Linked DNA regions of Homo sapiens: region 2 is linked to region 1. Evidence: chromatin contacts called from ENCODE Hi-C or POLR2A ChIA-PET data. All regions are on one chromosome and are shown on one strand. Each heading gives the region's core, a stretch centred on a gene start or an enhancer-like site at or near the end of the contact. The rest is flanking DNA. Distances are from core to core; before and after follow the strand shown.

What was found. Hi-C counts contacts between places; a loop is a spot of excess contacts on that map. ChIA-PET counts read pairs that join two places held with the same protein, here RNA polymerase II (POLR2A). Pooled maps may share reads with other maps.
Region 2: a loop to region 1 is called in a pooled map, with 2.5 times the contacts of the local background. The contact joins two enhancer-like sites. A Hi-C loop is called at or near these places in 2 of 50 pooled maps. POLR2A ChIA-PET finds 5 or more read pairs at or near these places in 2 of 52 experiments (T-cell and activated CD8-positive, alpha-beta memory T cell).

What each region holds. Positions count from the first base shown.
Region 1 is chr13:30,393,805-30,397,154 of GRCh38, forward strand. No RefSeq gene overlaps it. Among named protein-coding and RNA genes, the nearest start is that of LINC00426, 22 kb to the left of the region's middle. Within about 2 kb of position 1,792, at least 40 of the 41 ENCODE cell types and tissues checked have a DNase peak (open chromatin) inside an H3K27ac peak, as active enhancers do.
Region 2 is chr13:30,765,965-30,769,176 of GRCh38, forward strand. No RefSeq gene overlaps it. Among named protein-coding and RNA genes, the nearest start is that of ALOX5AP, 32 kb to the left of the region's middle. Within about 2 kb of position 1,352, at least 2 of the 41 ENCODE cell types and tissues checked have a DNase peak (open chromatin) inside an H3K27ac peak, as active enhancers do.

The sequences.
Region 1 (3,350 bases), core at 542-3,041:
AAGGTTTCTGGGGATATTCCTACGTTCCGACTTAGCTGGCATGGAGTCGTAAAGGCTCAGACTCAAGCATCATATCATGATATGTGCATGTCCCCAGAGCAAGGGGGGGAAACAAGATGTGAAATAGGGTCCTACAAGAGTCTGGGGCAAAGCTTTCCAATCATCAAACTTGTACAATTGTAGGTACACTTAAACGGATCACTGGTCAAGATGAAAGTTCTCACCTTTCAGGAACATAAGAGGCCATCAATGAATATCTGCCCCAAAATGTGGGATAGAAAGGATTTTAGAGATATGTTAGTCAGTTAATTATATGTTTTTCTAAATTTAGTGATACTTTAATACCTAATTTTGTATGTTTGAATTTATATTCTCTTCCTTCCAAATTACATAAGCTTCAGGACCTACGAAACCTAGATTCACCCCTTTGGCTCACATGCTCTTATTTTAGCTTTTTTTTTTTTTTTTTGAGACGGGGTCCCACTCTGTCACCCAGGCTAGAGTGCAGTGGCGCAATCTCAGCTCACTGCAACCTCTGCCACCCGGGTTTGAGCAATTATCTTGCCTCAGCCTCCCGAGTAGCTAGGATTACAGGCACACACCACCATGCCCAGATAATTTTTTTTGTATTTTTAGTAGAGATGGGGCTTCACCATGTTGGCCAGGCTGGTCTCGAACTCCTGATCTCAGCCTCCTAAAGTGCTGAGATTACAGGCGTATTTTAGCTTTTTGAAGAGGGTAGGATGGAGAAAAAGATGAAGAGGGAGAAAACCAAACTTCCTAACTAAATTTTGTGAAATAATTATATTTCAGTGACACAGTGAAATTCTTTGTATGGTTGTTCTTTCTGAAAAGAGCGAAATGAAATAGGATTGAGAATCCTGACTATACCAATAGATTTTCTTTTAAGGCTGCGTCTGTTCTGCAGTGTTTGGGTAAAGCACTTTCTGTGCATTGTGAAATAAAACACGCCTAGATTGTTAAAAAAAAAAAAAAAAGGCTGTCAATTTTCCGTTAAAGCCTTTTATCTGTACTTTACCCCTTCCCTCCAGCAGATTCTAAACTCTTCATTCACACCCACTATTGTCACTTCCACACTAAATTAAACAAACTCAGTTCGATCACTGCAGTTTTTGGAAGCACAAAGTAACACTATACAAGTTAGAGAAAGTGAAAGAACTTCTTTCTAAATTCAAACGGCTGAACAAGGAAACATTCAGGTAGGCAGAGTCCTTGCAGTTTCTGTTCTTACCACAGAAAAACTTAAAGAAGCCACATTCTGGATGTTGTTTTTCATGTTAACAAAAAGTCCAGACGGACCCCATAGCTCACAGTGCTTCTTCTCACCCCTCGCCCCTCCCCAAACTCCATCGACCCAGAAGCATTAATTTCATAAGGAAGAGAAAACTTGGCTTTCTACTAAATTCAGCTCTGAATTCAGCCCTCCATTTCCCAAGGGCTAGGACCCAGAGCCAAGTCAGCCCGCCCCTCCCTCTCGCTCCCAGACCTGAGCTGCGGATGCTGCAGCCCAGCACTCCTCCAGGTTTGGAAAAGGCGGCTACGCTGGGCAAGTTTGGAAAGTTCTGGGAGAAGAGCGAAAGGAGGGAGTGTGTGTTGGCTCTTTTCCTTTCCTTGGAAAGCACTTAACAAGAATGACACCCTACCCCCACATCAAATGCCTTCTCTTGCAGTCCTGGTTGTTTTATAAAAACTGAGTTCGTGTCTTTAATGCCAGGATTTTCTTCCTGGTAGTAAGCATTGGCTAATGATTGCCAGTCGGCTTCTGCGTCTGTGTGCCATGTGACCTGGACACGTGACTTGGAGCCGGCTGTGGTTGTTACTTGTATTTGAATAAGAAGATCAAGCTTATTATTGCAGTAAAAGCCTGTGGGACTTGTCTGTGCAACGTGATTCCCCAGGCGGGTTACACAACGCACCGTACAGCCTCGTCTTCCAGAGGCTCCAGTTGTTTCGTAAGGTAAAACAAACACGATTTTATATTTTCCAAAGTGAAAGTCCATTTTCCCCCTGGAAAGTGTCTGATGATCCTGGAAAAAGATGAAGCCTAGTTTCTCCAAACCCTGTTAGTCCCCTTGGTACAGTAAGGTAGAACTACTGCCCAGCACACAATTAGAGAAAAAAAAACAAATCCAGTCTCCTTTTCAAATAAAGATTTAGGATTGACGTTAGAGAAAAAAACATCCAGTCTCCTTTTCAAATAAAGATTTAGGATTGATGTTAGAGAAAAAAACAGATCCAGTCTCCTTTTCAAATAAAGATTTAGGATTGATGTTAGAGAAAAAAACAGATCCAGTCTCCTTTTCAAATAAAGATTTAGGATTGATGTTAGAGAAAAAAACAGATCCAGTCTCCTTTTCAAATAAAGATTTAGGATTGACGTTACCTTTTACTATTTCCCCTTCTCCCTTCCTAAAAAGTCTTCAAGATATGCTCTTATCTACCTATAAAGAATTTACACTAAAAATGACGTTTTTAAATTTAAAATTTAAATGGCACGTTCATTTTGCGATTTTTTTCCCTTAGATTTCTACAACATTAATAGTTAAATTTTTATTGTCCACATACCCTGTAAAAGAGACATCAGAAGGATTCATCTTTTTGTAGGTGAGAAGAGCTGGATGTTCCCTTCAGGTTAGGATGTATGCGTGCATATATATATGCAAATATATGCAGATTTACCCCAGGAGGGCTTTTCCACGACCAAGAAGGTGACATCTTTACCATGCATGTTTTAATACTTTCCCCACCCCAATGCTGAAGAAGCCCTGCTATAATTTGCTTTCTTCTGCCTCTAAGGGTGATGACTCAACTACAGAGGCAAGATCAGGGAGGAACAATAGCTTTGGTTATCTCTAATGAGCGATCCAATAACCATCAAACCAGTGAGTTCTCTCAGCCCAAGGCTGGCGCCTCTGTGTGGAACCGCAAAGGGCACTTTTCTTTCTTTCTTTTTTTTTTTTTTTTAACTTTTATTTTAGGTTCAGGGGTACATGTGCAGGTTTGTTACACCGGCAAACTCATGTCACAGGGGTTTGTTGTACAGATTATTTCGTCATGCAGGTACTAAGCCTAGGACCAATTAAACATTAACTCTCCATTTTCCATTCCCCTACCCGCTGGTAACCACCATTCTGCTGTTGTCTCTAGACACTCATATAACTAGAGTCACATAGTATTTGTCCTTATGTGACTGACTTATTTCACTTAACATAATGTCTTAAAGATTCATCCATGTTGAAGCATATGTCAGAATATCCTTCCTTTTTTAAGGCTGGATAATATTCCATTGTATGTATACCACATTTTATCTATTCATCCATCCATGGACA
Region 2 (3,212 bases), core at 102-2,601, 370 kb after region 1:
GGATGTGGTCCTTTCGGTTTTTTAAAAATTATTTTTATTGATACACATATTTGTAGGTATTTGTGGGGTGCATGTGATACTTTATTATGTGTGTGGATTGTGTAATGATGAAGTCAGGGCATTTAGGGTCTTCATCACCTTGATTATCATTTCTATGTGTTGAGAACATTTCAAGTTCTCAGTTCCAGCTATTTTGAAATAGACAGTCCATTTTGTTAGCTACAGTCACCCAACCCGGCTGTCAGACATTGGAACTTACTCCTATTGAACTGTGTATTTGTACCCATTCACCAAACTCTCTTTGGGCTTTCAGTTTTACAACTGGGATGATCCTGGGAAAACTAAAGTAAATCAGACACCCGACGTGTGAGCTAGGTTATAATATGCCCAGTGGACCCTGGGGACATCTTAGCTTTCAGAGGTCATGCTGTCCAAGCTGACTGTGGGGCTTCCAGAAGGTGGGGAGAGGAAATGATGCAATGGCCCATCAGAGGCACTACTTGGGGCCTGGGGCCAGAGTGCATGTCTAAGGCATTAAGGGGAGGGGAGAGCAGCCTTCATAATTATGAAGAGGAGTCTCAGGTGCACAGCTTCTGATGAGGGACAGCTTCTAATTGAAGACAGCATTGTGTAATGCTCAAACTCCCTGTCTTCAGAGTGCCTGCTGTATCCCACCATCAGTTCTGTGACTTCTCCCTAAGCCTCAATTTTGCATGTGTTACATTGGGATAATAATAGTGCCAAACTCATGGGGTTGTGAGGAATAATGAGGTAAAGCAATTGAAAAGGTTTAGCACAATATAAGTGCTCAATAAAAGCCATTATTATTATTTTATTACACTAGTTTTCAATTCCTGCATAGCAAATTCTTGCAAATGTAGGGACTCAAAACAATATAAATTTATTATCTGACAGTTTTTCTGGGTCAGAGGTCTTACTAGGCTGTAATCAGAGGGCAACCAAAGCTGTGATCTCAGCTGAAGCTCAGGATTCTCTTCCAAGCTCACTGGTTGTTGGCAGAATTCAGTTCTTTCCAGTTGGAAGACTAAAGCCTACAGTCTTCAGTCTCTAGAAGCCTTTTCTCTGGCACAGGTTTCTCTACAACATGGCCATTTATGTCTTTAAGGCCAATAGGAGAACATGATTAGCATATTTTTTTTAAGTGAACTTTAGACCCTTTTTTAAAGGCCTATCTGATTAGGCCAGGCCCAAGTGAGCTTTAAGTCAACTGATTAGAGATCTTAATTACATCTGCAAAGTCCCTTCATGTTTACCGTATAACATAACTTAGTGAAAGGAGTGAAATTGCAACCAGGTTCTGCCTGCACTCCACGGAAGGGGATTCTGCAGAAGTGTGGGTCACGGGGGGGTTATTTTGGGATTCTGCCTACGTCACTGAGTCAAAAGAAGCTGAATGGTTGTGATGCTGAGGTTTTTGGGCAGCAGCAGTGTGTGTGTGTGAGTGAATTCATACGTATGACCACCTGGGAAGAAAGGAGGCTGTGGTTTCCTCCACCTCCTGGCAGACAGAGAAATTTCTTTTTTTTTTTGAGACAGGGTCTGGCTCTGTTACCCAGGCTGGAGTGCAGTGGCTTGATCTCTGCTCACTGGCTCACTGCAGCCTCTGCCTCCCAGGTTCAAGTAATTCTTGTGCCTCAACTCCAAGTAGCTGGGATTACAGACACACACTGCCACGCCTGGCTAATTTTTGTATTTTTAGTAGAGACGAGGTTTTGCCATGTTGGCCAGGCTGGTCTTGAACTCCTGACCTCAAGTGATCCGCCCACCTCAGCCTCCCAAAGTGCTGGGATTACAGACGTGAGCCACCATTAACCATTTTTCTATCTCCTGTGGGAAAGGGCACAGTGAAAGAACAGATGAAGCTGAGACATACAAGTGAACTCCTCCCTCCTCTCCATTTAGACTAAAATAGGATTATTCATACTGAGATTCTCCCTGGTTGCAAAGAGATAATCTGTGCAACTGGGTTTTTACAATTATCCCTACCCTATGCTTTCCTCATCTGTCTTCCTCGTAGTCAGCTCAGGCTGCTATAACAAAACACCATAACTGGGGGCTTTTGAACAACAAAACTTTACTTCTCACAGTTCTAGAGGCTGGAAATCCAAGATCAAGTTTCTGGCAGATTCGGTGTCTAATGAGGTCCTGCTTTCCAGTTTATAGACAGTGCCTTATCGCTACCGCCTTACACAGTGGAAGGAGAGGACGAGAAGCTCCTTGGGCTTTTTTTTGTTTCTTTCTTTCTCTCTCTCTCTCTTTTTTTTTTTTTTAATAAGGTCACTATCTTAGTCCATTTTGTGTTGCTAAAAGGAACATCTGAGGTTGAGTAATTTATTTTATTTTAAAAAGTGGCCAGGCATGGAGGCTTATCCTGTAACCCTAATCCTTTAGGAGGCCAAAACAGCAGGATTGTTTGAGGCCAGGAGTTCAAGACCAGCCTAGGCAAGATAGTGAGACCCCATCTACCCCATCTCTACTAAAATTTTAAAAAATTAGCTGTGTGTTGTAAAGTGTGCTTGTAGTCCCGGCCACTTGAGAGGCTGAGGTGGGTGGAGTTCAAGGCTGCAGTGAGTTATGATTGAGCCACTGCACTCCAACCCGGGTAACGGGGCAAGACCTTGTCTCTATTTAAAAAAAAAAAATCTTTATGTGGCTCACTATTCTGGGTGGCTGGAAAGTTCAAGATTGGGCATCTGCATCTGGTGACAGCCTCATGTCGCTTCCAGTCATGGGGGAAGACGAAGGAGAGCTGGCACGTGCAGATATCACGTGTTGAGGGCAGAAGCGAGAGAGAGAGGGGAGAGATGCCAGGCTCTTTTTAACAACCAGCACTGGGGAAACTAATAGAGTGAGAGCTCACTGACTCCTGAGGGAGGACATTAATCTATTGATGAGCGACCTGCCTCCATGACCCAAACACCTCCAACGATACCCCACCTCCAACACTGCCACACTAGGGATTAACTTTCAACTTGAGATTTAGAGGGGGGAAACTTACAAACTATCGCAGGCACTAATACCACTCATGAGGGCTCCACCTTCATGACCTAATCACTTCCTAAAGGCCTTACCTCTTAATCTCATCACATTGAGGATTCGATTTCAACTTGAATTTTGGGGGGACACCAACATTCAGGCCATAGCATCATCTCAATAACTGTCCCATTGGTGGTCACTCAGGCCCCAAACAA